Linked DNA regions of Homo sapiens: region 1 is linked to region 2. Evidence: chromatin contacts called from ENCODE Hi-C data. All regions are on one chromosome and are shown on one strand. The core of a region is the stretch at or near the end of the contact, and the rest is flanking DNA. Distances in the headings are between cores, read along the strand shown. Region 1 overlaps CAMK1D (calcium/calmodulin dependent protein kinase ID). Region 2 overlaps CAMK1D (calcium/calmodulin dependent protein kinase ID).

Region 1 (6,843 bases), core at 3,194-5,693, 120 kb before region 2:
CCCGAGATCCAAGTATAATCTGATTGTGGTTATCAACTTCCCTAACTTTTGTCTATTTAACTTTTGAAAACATAGCATACTATGTTATATCACATAACATAAAAGGTGACATCACGTTTTGTATGCAAAAGCTAGATTTTCCCACAAATAATTTGAGCCTTGTATTGTGCCAATCACTTCAAGCCAAAAGTTAAGTTTGCACAGAATGGCTGTATCCATCTACAGAGCAGTATTTGTTCAACTGTTTGTTGAATATTTGGGGCATTTTCCTATTATTTATTTTAAAAGAGGAAAATGATAAAATGCACCTGAAGCAGCTAGTGATAAGAAATGAAGATATCGCAGTAGTCATGCATTTGAGAAGAGACAAAGATGGAAATGATCACACAGAACAGAAGTGACCAATTGGGTGCTCACTGGAATCTAGGTAGGCCAATGTTCAGATTTAGTTATAAAAGAATGAAAAGCAAAAAGCTATAGGCATGGGGAAATATATCATCAAGAACTGTGACGACTCATACGTGGTAGCTGAGAAAGTGGATCTCAAGGAGGTAGAGAGTAGAATGATAGATACCAGAGGCTGGAAGGGTGTAGGGGGCGTCTGAGGGGATTGGTGAGTGGATACAGACATACAGTTCGATAGAAGGAATAGTTCTAATGTTCCATAGCAGAGTAGGGGGACTTTGGTTAACAATACTGCACTGTATATTCCAAAATAGCTAGAAGAGAGGACTTGAGGTGTTCCCAACACAGAAAAGACAAATATTCGAAGTAATGATACTTGATCATTACACATTCTATGCGAGTAAACATCACATATACCCCATAAATAGGTAGAAGCATTATGTATCAATAAAAAAAGGTAACTAAAAGACCAGGGATAATCAGACATTGTGTGTGTGTGTGTGTGTGTGTGTGTGTGTGTGTGTGTGTGTGTAATTTAATGTACCTATTTTTATTTATTTACTTATTTATTTTTTGAGTTGGAGTCTTGCTCTGTTGCCCAGGCTGGAGTGCAGTGGCGTGATCTCGGCTCACTGGAACCACCACCTCCTGGATTAAAGCAATTCTCCTGCCTCAGCCTCCTGAGTAGATGAGATTACAGGCACCTGCCACCAAGCCCAGCTAATTTTTTGTATTTTTAGTGAGACAGGGTTTCATCATGTTGGCCAGGCTGGTCTCTAACTCCTGACCTCGTGATCCGCCTGCCTTGGCCCCCCAAAGTGCTGGGATTACAGGCGTGAGCCACCGCACCTGGCCTTAATGCACCTATTTATAAATATATAAATATACTTTTTATTTTAAAATTATAATTAAAAATATAAATATACTTTTAAACCTCTCTGGGCTGGGAGCATGTAAGTGTACTGTTCCATTTTGCACAGGGGTGCATGTTTTGGGGACTATGCCATGTATGAAGGTAGACGGTTGTCTGGATTCATATTCTAAAGATATAATATGTCTATGCCTACGGGGGTGGGGGGTGACGGTGGGGTCGGTCAGCAGGGTGACCATGGATAAGAGACTTAGAGAAGCCCACCACCTTCCAAGTCAGCAGCCCCTCCACAGGACCACTGGGAAAGCAGAGTCCTGGCTACATGCCGTGACCATGGGCTGTGGCAGGGATGTCCTTACAGTGGAGGTGAGGGTTCCAGACCAGCTATCACAGCCTGATGGTACCAGCTGTCAACATAACCCCGTTCCCTCCTCCTGCTCTGATCCCATCCATCCAAGCGATCTTCTGATTACAGTTTGCCTTTCTAAGTATTTTTGCCCTAAAGGGGAAAGACGATGCTACTTAGCCAACATGAGCCCACTGGATAATTATACATTTTATTATGAATCAATAATACTGGCATTCTGTCTCTGTTGAGGGATTCTGTTCCAACAAAAGCATCCACACTTGGTGTGTTGACAAACCAGCTGAAGTCTAGATGCTGGGCTGTGGGGCATCCATCCAGGTGAATGCCACTTGTTGGGGGCCCTGCTTCCATGGCCACCTGCCCTTCCCCACATCTGACCACATCCTAACAAACATCTGCAACTGAAGGGAGGACATGTAGGGGTCCCCCAATCCTCCTTTCTTCCTTTCTCCCTGCTCAGATTTCTACAAACATGGATCCTAGTCCGCATTCCCTCCCTGTTTCTTTTTGGTTTTTGATCTGACCAATAAGCCACCAGTGAACAACTGTGTACCGTGCCGACAGAGAGACCATTCCGGCCTCAAATGTCATTGCTGTGAGAAGCCAGTTAGCAATGGGCACCCCTGGAATTCGTGGGAGCAAAGTTAACCCAATGCTGCACTTCACCAACCTCAGGGTAAAACGCAACTCATGGAAACCTCAAAGCTGAAACAGGACTTAGATAAACTAAAGGCATCGTCCACAAGTTGCCTATCATTTGACTTCTTAAAAGCAGCACTCACTTGGTGAAACCCTGTTACTACTAAAAATACAAAAAATTAGCCGGGCCTGGTGGCGTGCGCTTGTAATCCCAGCTACTCAGGAGGCTGAGGCAGGAGAATCGCTTGAACCTGGAAGGCAGAGGTTGCAGTGAGCCAAGGTGGCGCCATTGCACTCCAGCTTGGGCAACAAGAGCAAAACTCCATCCCAAAAAAAAAAGGGAGGCACCCACTTAACAGAAACTCTAAGGAGATCTGAAATAGGTACCATGCCTCCGGGAATGTCAAAACCATCTTTTCCATGGAGAAGTATATATTTTTTACATGCTCATGCCTCCCTCCTTTCACAGAGGGTGGGCTCTGAGGCTCTCCCAGGTATGGAACTGACAATGAAGCTGGCTGCTGCTAAGCTCAGTACCCTCCCCTTCGCTGCTTTACTTTTCTCATCAGTACAGGGGTGTGTGTGTAGGCGGGGGAGATAATAGAGTCTAATTCTCTGAGCCTGATAATCCTACAGCTGAATCTTCCCCTCCGTTATGGACTGAATGTTAGTCTCCCCTACCCCTAAATACACACGAAACCCTAACCCCCAGTATGATGGTATTAGGAGATGGAGCCTTTGGGAGACGATCAGGTTAGATGATGTCAAACAAATGGGGCCCCCAGGATGCGATTAGTGTCCCTATAAGAAGAGACGCCAGAGCCCTCTTTTTGTCCACCATGTGAGAACACAGTGAGAAGGAGGCCGTCTGCAAACCAGGAAGAGAGCCCTCACCAGGAAGTGAATCAGCCACCACCTTGCTCTGGAACTTCCACCCTCCAGAACTGTGAGAAATACACATCCACATTGAAGCTGCCCAGTCTACAGCGTTCTGTTGTAGCAATTCCAGCTAAGACACCCTTCTTCACCCTGTGTGCCCCTCCATGGCGCTGCTGCAGGCTGGCTTGGTATTATAGTTATGTGTGCGCCTGTCCTAGCTGTGAGTACTCTAGACACAGGGCTGCATCCTGACATTCCTGAACCTGCAACACTGACCCCAGCAGTGTGACGCTTCCAAAAACATCAGCTCCTATTGTCCCTGGAGAGCTTCAGTTGAAGGAGAGCGGAGCTTCCCTTAGGGTGGCCCTCAAGCTTCTTGGTGAAGTTCTTAAAAGCATCTTCCACATCTGCTATGTCCTTTGTACCTGATAAAATGCACAAATCAGCAAATAAACCTACTCTGCCCCTCAAAAGCATCAATCAACAAAGCTAACAGAGGAACAGCTGATACATTTGCCGATCACATTTTCCACTGAAAAACTTAGGAGAAACCTGATCTGTTGGTAGGGCACACAGAAAATCTGAAATTACGTCTGAGAAAAACATTTTACCTTTATGGGAGGTATACATCTAAATAGAAATATAAGGACAGAATTTTATTTTGGACCAAGTTATTTTTCATGGCATATTGAAAAACGAACGTTTGATCATCACTGCTGTCAATGTTGCCTTCATTCTAGACTAGCACTGGTGTTTCTGTAAAAACAGGGTGTAGACAGAGTAGATATTTAGATCTGCTAGAAAGGACAGAGACCAAAGTGGTGTGAGGACTCCGGCTCCGGGCCAGAGCGTCCTTCCCTGCCTCATATTAACAGGGAACGCAATGACATTCACCTCTTCTTATGAGAATGCAGAATATTTTACCTGGCACTGCTCTCTCTGAAAAGAGCAGCAAGCAGTACCAAGAAGCAGCAAATACCCTGGCAGATGATTTTAGGATCTCCATACTCTGACAAAGAAAAATATAAATGAACATAAAATGTAAAACATTCTGAAACTCCAAAAGGCAGGAATGAAGGGAATACGTGAGAGCTCTTCCAACGATGCATTCTCATGCATATTTATCTACAAGACAGCCTGCTGAGTTCATTACTGTCTATCACAGAGGGACTGAATTTCCTTTGCCTTTAAATGCCTGTCCCCTAAAGCAAGGTTCAGTTTCTCGCTCTGTGTTTTCCCCCTTAGCCTGCAGGTGGCGCCCCCGTTCCAGTCCCCTATGACCACTGCTGAAAATGGCTAGATCTTGGATTCCTCAGAAACAAGTTCTTGCCACATCACCTTATGCGACTGAAACAGGCGGTTTTCTCTTTTGCTTTTAGCCAGAACCCAACTGTTCCTGGAATCACAGGGCCAGAAGACTTGATTAAGCTGAAATTAATACCAAGAAATAGAAGGGGAGAAAAAGAGGACAGACTTTCATGACTGGGAGCTCTATCCAACAACAGGCTTATGTGGGAGGTGGATTTTGACTGCATGATGAAATACACAAGCAATACATTCAAAACCTTAATCCACCCAGCAAAGATCCATGGTATATAGTCTGAACAAGTTGATGAAAACTCCAATAGTGATTGATCAAATGTCAAAGGCAACAGACATTTGGATAACTTTTTATATACCCTGGTGTACACTCGGAGGTACATATCGCCGGTGGGGTTGTGTTCAGCCTGGATGTCTTTGTTTATATACCAGAGGTTCTGCTGTGTGATTAGTTATTTGTTCTTAGTGGAATACAGTGTAGGTCTTTACACACTCCCCCTCTTGCCTGGGTCCTGACTCCTAAGGTTGCATTTTCACTGGGAAAGGTTGGATCGCATTCTGGGCAGCAGCAGGTGGCTGAATCCAAGCTTGCTGGTGGCAAATTATCCTGGCCCCCATCCCACAACTTGCAGGACCTGAGCCCGAAAGAAGTCTGTACACCTGGTCTCTCAAGCCACTGTCAAGAGGGCTAAAAACTTTGACGTACAAAAGACTGTATCGAAGGCATTTGTTTCTTCTCTGTCTTTGTCACTAATCTGTGGGCTCTTTATTTTTCATGTTCATATTTTCCATAGCTCATGTCATTTCTAGCATATAATAGATGCTCAATAAACATGTACGGAATGAATGACAGGGTACAGCCAAATTACCGAAAGTTATCAAGACACTGTCCAGAAATACTCTGGTGGCAGTAGTGTGTTACTTACAACGTAAATCAATGTCATTACGTCGGGATCCAGCTGTTGTGCCCATTTACAGAAATATACTTTAGGTTCTAAGTGGGAAAATTAAAGAAGAAGTTAAGTGTCTGTGAAGCTGATAGTTACAAACGGTAACACTTAATTTTCTTCTGAAAGATGATATACTGCTCTAAGCATTTATATAGTATTTCATTTAATCCTCATGACAATCTCTGAGGTAAATACAACTATGATCACATTTTAGAGGAAACTGAGGCACAGAAAAGTTAAGAAGTTTGCTCAAAGTCACACGGTAACTTGAAGAGTCAGGATGCAAACCTATGCAGTCTGACTCCAGAGCTGGGGAAACAAAAACAAGAAACTGCAGGCATCGACTCTGCGTCCTTCAATTCCCTTCCTACTGGCTTTTTATCAAAGGTAATCTTTCCTTAGACATTTCCCAACTGCTAAATATGCCTACAATCCACCAGCTACCACATAATAAAAAAGTTAAACAAAGTAACAAAACTCAGCAGAAATACTTTGAAGCTGATTAAATCATAAATTTGAATGTTTTCCCGAGGCAGTAAGTAAATAGATATTTTCATGGATGTTGCTACAGAGAGGAAACTGAATCACTCCATAATCCTACAGCTATACAAGATATCGGGTGACAGATTAAAACACACAGGCCCTCCTCTCCACCTCTATGTACCTAGAGCACTAAGTTTCCTTTTCTTGTGAAAAAGCTTCTTGCTGTTTCTGAGTTTGCAGACTCTTAGCTTTGGGCTGTCTCAATACTAGATATTTTTATTCCCCTAAGATTTCAGAATGCATTCAGTTCTTTGTATCTGTCATATTTTCATTTTCCCTCCTTAGACTCTGCATTGCAAAGTCCTTTCCATTTGCGAGTTTGTTTCAACAATGGCAAAGAGGTGGGGACAGCTGGTGCCTTCTGCAGCCACTGTCTCCCTTTACCAAGAAAAAAAAAAAAATCCTCCAACCACGGCCTTAGCACTCCTCACATTTTCTCAGCCAAGAATTTTCTCAGCTACAATGTATTCCATCTTTACAAGCCCACAAGGCCTTTTTGTTTTTTTCTAATTTTCCATTTATATAACTGTGGAGGCTCCAAGCTCCAAGTCGGCTTTCCCAGAGCCTCCACAAAGAGGTTCTCACCCGCCCCCCACATAGGTGACTCACCCAGGAGGAAGGTCTGACAAGGAGGAAAGATGTCTGAGGCTTGGACCTGGGTAGCCACCTTCTGCCAAAAGATCTGTGCCCCCCACTCCCATGCCACAGTTCAGGCCCCAGGGCATGGGTGCCTGCTCCCTTGGCTGAGACTCGAACTGGGATGCCGTTAAGAGATGCAACTCCGGGTCGGGCGTGGTGGCTCACTGACTTCAAGTGATCCTCCTGCCTCGGCCTCTCAAAGTGCTGGGATTACAGATATGAGCCACCAC
Region 2 (6,329 bases), core at 2,662-5,161:
GAGAGCACAACCTGATGTATCTTGAGAGCCCCTTATGGGAAAATTATCGACATCGTTCGAATTTTACCATGCTGGAGAACAGCTGCAGGAAATGAAACAATCCCAGGCTGAAGTGGGAACCCACACCTAATCGCACGCTCTGAGCAGCTGCTCTGCCATGATGTCCTACCACGGATGCACATGAATAACAGAAAAGCAATTGAACATCCTTAAGTATTTTCATTTTCACAGCAGGGACCCAGGTTCTGCTATTGCTTTCCCGTGGCAACACTGAAAATCAAGGCATGAATGAGTTCTTTCTGAAGCTAAAAGTGATTATCTTTTACCAAACAAATGTGACTAGAGTGCTTGCATAGGAGGATGTCTGCAACTTACAAATGCGTGTGTTTCACGGCATCGTCCATCTTAATGTCAGCTCTTCAAAGACAGGACTGTGCATGTTGTTTTTTCCTTATCAAGCACAGGGACAGATGCAGTTGGTGCTGACGTGTTTTCTGTTATTGTTTGATAACGATGCCAACACCAACACTTTATGTCCAGGTAACTGTCTCTGAGTGTTCTGATGGTAGAGTACATCTCCCAGAGATCCAGTGAGAGCATAAATAAAGGAAGCAGCTCACATCAGCAAATACAGGGCTCCTTCATCTTTGGATAGAGGGAACAGCTGATGGTAGGAAGTGAAGACAGCCCTATGGGTGGCCCAGGAGACCAGTACAGAAGAACTGGCCAAGGATCTGAATAAAGCAAGGATTTAAAGTCAGGAAGGCTACAATCCACAGGAAGGAACCGGCTCCCCACAACGCCCTCAATGAGGGAACAACTGGGCCATGGAAGTGCCCCTCTATGAAAAGTCACGTGCCTCTGCATAGGGTCTAATCCCAACCATTCCTTTGCCTGGTAGGGGCCCCAGAGCCCCTACCATGAGGGACCTGCTAGGAAGAAAGATCCTTTAGCCTCCAGATGGTCAGCGTGTCTGTGGGAGTCAGCGAGGAAACGGTCAGCCCAGAAGGCCAATGACCGTGGGCAGGCAGAACTGAACCACAAGGCAGTGCTTCAAGAAGGTCCTGGCCTCAGTTACTGGAAGTTCAATGTCAAGTTTCCTAAGCACAAACATTATAGCTGAGTTCAGTTCCCAAGGGGGTGATGGATGCTTCCCCAATCATGGAGGGCAACCTTGCATTCAGGACAAGGAGCAGCCACCATACAGACCACGTGCAGTTTTCAAAAGCATTTTTCTTCTTTCCAAATAGATACTGCACCTCCAACTGCTTAAACCTAGGGAGGCAAGAAGTGCTAAGCTTCCCCACAAGGTTACAAGCTCCTGCACGGCAGGAGCTGTGTATTTTTTATTTTCCATCCCCACTGATGGGTGCTTTGAAGGGGCTCAATAAACGTTGGATGAATTAGACCCTGAGCTCCAGAGATAATAGCCTCATCTTAGCATTTACCTTGAGTATCCTGTTTCACTAGAGTGTTCAAAGCAAAGACAGGAACTTTGCTTTCAATCTCTAAACCAGTGGGAATGTTAATAAAGACACCTAAAAAAACCACAAGAAAAATGCAGAAAAGAGAAAAAAAATTACCAGGTCTAAAAAAAAAATGTGGGTGGGAAAGGGGGACTGGAGGCCAGGAGGAGTAGACACTAGTGATCAGAAGCAGAGTGAACACAGTGTCTCCAGAGGAACCTACCAGTTTAAATTCTAGACCCCACCATGGGATTTCGGCATCCAAATCTTTGAGGGTAGGGACCCAGAAACCATGATTTCAGACAAGCTCCTCTACTGCTCCCTAAGTTTCAATACCTCTCATCTACAGGTTTCAGATGGACTCTACCTAGAAATCGGTACCTAGGAGTAGCTCAAACTAAGAGATTTGGAGTGTTAAAAATATTTAACTGGGAGGCCACTAGGCTGAGATGGCTCCAGCACCTTGGGTTCCTAGGTAAGCCAAATGAAGCCCAATGTAAACTGTAAAGTGAAATGTAAGCCTAACCAATCAGAAACTGCCAACTAACCTCTAACTGGGGACCTCCCACCAGATCACACCCAAATAAGGCAAACCGCTAGCTGGAGCCAATCAAATAAATGCTTTACTTTGCTTCCAAGTTCAGCCTATAGAAGCCCACTGCTCATGCTGCCAAAGCCTAGATCTCTGAACCTCTTCTGTTTGTGAGGGCTGCCCAACTCATGAATCCTTTAATGCTCAAAGAAATTCTACTACATTTATTTTGTCGACAGTTTCTCTTTTAAAGGGGGATAAACTCAACCCCTCCTCCAAATGCCCACACTCTCCTCACTTCCTGCTTTCCCTTCTTGGGTCTTCCTGGGCTATGTCCCTTTTTAGGACTGAAGAGCTCTCTCATCTCCACCCCTTTTAGGGTGTCTTACTGCTTGCCAGAAGACAAAACCCTAACAACTCCTTTCCCAGACTCCCCTGCAGCTGGGTTCCATGTGTGGCCTGACTCTCCCCCAAGCAGAGACTTAGCCCTGGAAAGGAGGGAAGGCAGAAGCTGCTACTCATAGTAGGAAGCGATGAGATGCATTCAGAGTTGGCTACACAGCTTTCACAGCCCAGTGCAATACAAAAATGCCAGGCACCTTGTTCAAAAATCAGGAGGAAATACTTTCCCCTTTCTTCTGTGGTCTCTTTATTGACCTGTCATGGTATTTTTAAAATTTGCTATCTAATGTCACGCTTCCTCAGGTGGCAGTGGTCTCTGGGTGGGACCAGAAAGTGGGCAGCTGAACACTCACCCTGGAAACATGGTCAAGGGGTAGGGGACAGAACGGGCTATGGACAGAAGACGCATGGCCCAGAGCACGCACGTTGGACTTGACTTACAAAACGCAAATGCAAAGATACAATCAAGACATTCAAGATGGGCCTGGATCAATCACCCCACCTCAGATGCAAAGGTCCCAGGGACCAGGCCCAAGTTCATGAGCCTAGAATCGGGGGAAGGTGTATTCCACAAGCCAGCAGCATTTTAGTGACTGCCCACATTCTGATAATTCCTCAAGTTCCTAGCTTTAGCAAAAGAAGAATCTCTCCTAAAACCATCCTTTTTTTTTTTTTTTTTTTTTTCAGATGGAGTTTCACTCTTGTTGCCCAGGCCAGAGTGCAATGGTGTGATCTCGGCTCATTGCAACCTCCACCTCCCAGGTGCAAGCGATTCTCCTGCCTCAGCCTCCAGAGTAGCTGGGATTGAAGGCACATGCCACCATGCCTGGCTAATTTTTGTATTTTTAGTAGAGACGGAGTTTCACCATGTTGGCCAGGATGGTATTGAACTCCTGACCTCAGATGATCTGCCCTCTTCAGCCTCCCATAGTGTTGGGATTACAGGCATGAGGCACCACACCTGGTCTCCCCCAGATCACCTTGAAGATCATGCCTGGAACCTCAGCATGGAGTGAGTCTCCTTCCCCGCCTTTCATTGTCAGTGTCAGCACTTGAAATTCTCATCACCCTGTGCTTAAACCAGCTGGAATCATTTCTGCTTTCCGCAAGTGGATCCTGACCTATATAGTCAATTCCTTCCTGCAGCCTGGGCCTGGCTGCAATATGGCTGCCCCACCTACGTCAACCACTTCCTGGGACTTGAACACCGCATGAGGCCGAGCAGATGAGAACCACACGTTCAACCTCCTGGAAACAGTTTCCTGATTTTGTTTTTGTTTATTACCAGAAAAGGAAGTGTCTGAAAACTATGTATTTTCCAGCAGACAAACTGCCTGTAACCTAAACTAGCCTTTAACTTTCCAACCATGGGAAATGTTTCTATATCTGACAGAAACGCTTGAGTTCACTGACTCCCTGAAAGTTTACAGCAGGAAATGAGAAGGGACAGAAACGTAGAGCCCATTGTCATTGGCCCACTTGGTGGGTGGTTCCACATTCTGTCTGACTCTTGGCTGTGGTGGAGGCCGAGTGCTGACAGCCTCAACTGTAAGGCATTCAAAAAGCAAGAAAAATACAAGTGAAATTAACCCATCCCAAAATGTCACTTTGAAATTAGCTGCCTATAAAAACAAGGATCACACCTATAGGCTTAAACGTGGTTGAACAAAACAAACTTGTTTTGTATAAAAGAAATTACCACATCTTGAGATGCTTGGGGTAGGGTTGCTAGGTGGTGCCTGTTATTTTTTCTTGCCCCAAATCACAGCAATGAGAATTTGACATGTCCACTGTTCCTCCCTGTAATGTGGATGTTATCATGCTCTTAAGCTGAGCTCACCTCTTATAATGACAGAACTTCACTCCCATGATTGTGTTATTAGAGTGCAATGGCACGATCTCGGCTCACTGCAACCTCAGCCTCCAAGGCTCAAGTGATTCTCCTGCCTCAGCCTCCCAAGTAGCTGGGATTACAGGCATGTGCCACCACGCCAGGCTAATTTTTTGTATTTAGTAGAGATGGGGTTTCACCACGTTGGTCAGGCTGGTCTCGAACTCCTGACCTCAAGTGATCCACCCACCTCGGCCTCCCAAAGTGCTGAGATTACAGGCGTGAGCCACCGCGCCTGGCCATGTTTTAATGAGAGAAGAAGGCAACGCAACTTCCAATCCAGCACAAAAACTGCCTGACCAAGGGCAGACATTACAAGTTGAGTGGCCCAAGCTTGGGAGGACAGGTAAGTCCAGAAGGAGCTAGATTTAGGAGAGAGGGGAGGAAGGATAAAGGCCACAGGCCACGGGGGATGGTATTTTGTTTATTCACAATTTATTAATTAAAAAAAAATTCCAATAGCTTTTGGGGTACAAGTGGTTTTTGGTTAAAGGGATGAAGTTTATAGTGGTGAATTCTGATTTTTGTTTGTTTGTTTGTTTTTTGAGACGGAGTTTCGCTCTTGTTGCCCAGGCTGGAGTGCAATGGCACAATCTTGGCTCATCGCAACCTCCGCCTCCCGGGTTCAAGTGATTCTCCTGCCTCAGCCTCCAGAGTAGCTGGGATTACAGGTGCCCACCACCATGCCTGGCTAATTTTTGTATTTTCGGTAAAGACAGGGTTTCACCATGTTGACCAGGCTGGTGTTGAACTCCTGACCTCAAGTGATCCACCCGCCTTGGCCTCCCGAAGTGCTGGGATTACAGGCATGAGTCAGCGCAGACAGCCTTGGGTCTTACCTTTAAGAAGCTTCAGTCCAGAGGGAGATTGATCATCATGTAATCATACTGTGCAGAAAAAGTAAAGAGTGCCCTAAAACGGGTTCGTTAAACTACAACTGGCCCACCACCTGTTTTTGTAAATAAAGTTTTACTGGAACTCAGCCCACACATTCATTTACATATCATCTATGGCTGCTTTTAGACTACATCAGACTTGAGTAGTTGCCTATATGGCCTGCAAAGTCTAAAACATTTACTACTGGACCCCTTATAGAAAACATTCACTGACCCCTGGTCTGAAAGAGGAAAATAGGAACCCTAATTTGGACTAGAGTTTAGGAAGACTTCCCTGAGAAAGTGACATTTAAGAGGTATGTGAAAGATGAAGAGGAGGGAGCCAGGCAGAAAGGAGAGAACAAGAGAGATTTTAAGCAGAGGACTCTTAGAAAGGAGACTGGCATATTAAAGCATTCTAAGGACTAAGGCAAACATGACTAAGAGAAAGTAGCTGTTACAGGATTTCTGCCTAATAATGAGTAGTATTACTATTAGTAGCCACGGGAGAAATAGTAGCAGTAGGCTGGCATTGAACAATTACTACGGACCAGGCTGTGTTTGGAGCACTTCAGATACATTAATTCTTTTATACCAAAGAGACTTGTGATTTCAGTATGTTTGGAAATAAGGGGCATGAAACTGCATCTGCAGAGCCTTCACATAAAACTGAGAAAACGTCAGTTGGACACATCAGAGAATGGGGGGTTGGGTGGGCTGACAGACACTTGGGGATGCCTAAATCCCTGTCGCCTACCCCTCTAAATACCACGCTGGCCATGTCATTTCTTACTGACACATAAAACAGTCTCTAAAACAAGACAATGTCATCACTTTAATTAAAGTTCATTATTGATGTTTAAAAGAAAAATACTCTTGGCTGGCAAATAATGAACCTTAGTTGTGATTTCAGACTTTCTATCTATATTGAGAAATACTGGAAAACAAGAAGAATCCTCATCTTCAAAATAAGAAAGAAGAATGGATTCCGGAAAGGAGAAAGATAGAGGGTGCCTGACATCTTCCTCCTTGGGAGATCGCAGGGAGATGATGAAATGAAAGTTGTACAAGCATTTAGAAAACACTAAAGTGTGGACTTCAAGCCGGCCCAACCTTCTCTCCTGTCTTAAGTGACCAGGTCTGGAGAATGCCACCAACAGAGT

The links. A loop is a pair of places that touch in the nucleus more often than their neighbours do. Pooled maps may share reads with other maps.
Region 1: a loop to region 2 is called in a pooled map, with 3 times the contacts of the local background. The contact joins two enhancer-like sites. A Hi-C loop is called at or near these places in 2 of 168 maps with a recorded cell type or tissue (PC-3 and sigmoid colon) and 9 of 50 pooled maps.

Annotation. Positions count from the first base shown.
Region 1 is chr10:12,708,856-12,715,698 of GRCh38, reverse strand. The region is part of intron 3 of CAMK1D (calcium/calmodulin dependent protein kinase ID); the gene reads right to left. Among named protein-coding and RNA genes, the nearest start is that of MIR548Q, 13 kb to the left of the region's middle. Within about 2 kb of position 4,443, at least 9 of the 41 ENCODE cell types and tissues checked have a DNase peak (open chromatin) inside an H3K27ac peak, as active enhancers do.
Region 2 is chr10:12,592,098-12,598,426 of GRCh38, reverse strand. All of the region lies in intron 2 of CAMK1D (calcium/calmodulin dependent protein kinase ID), which reads right to left. Among named protein-coding and RNA genes, the nearest start is that of MIR4480, 17 kb to the right of the region's middle. Within about 2 kb of position 3,911, at least 4 of the 41 ENCODE cell types and tissues checked have a DNase peak (open chromatin) inside an H3K27ac peak, as active enhancers do.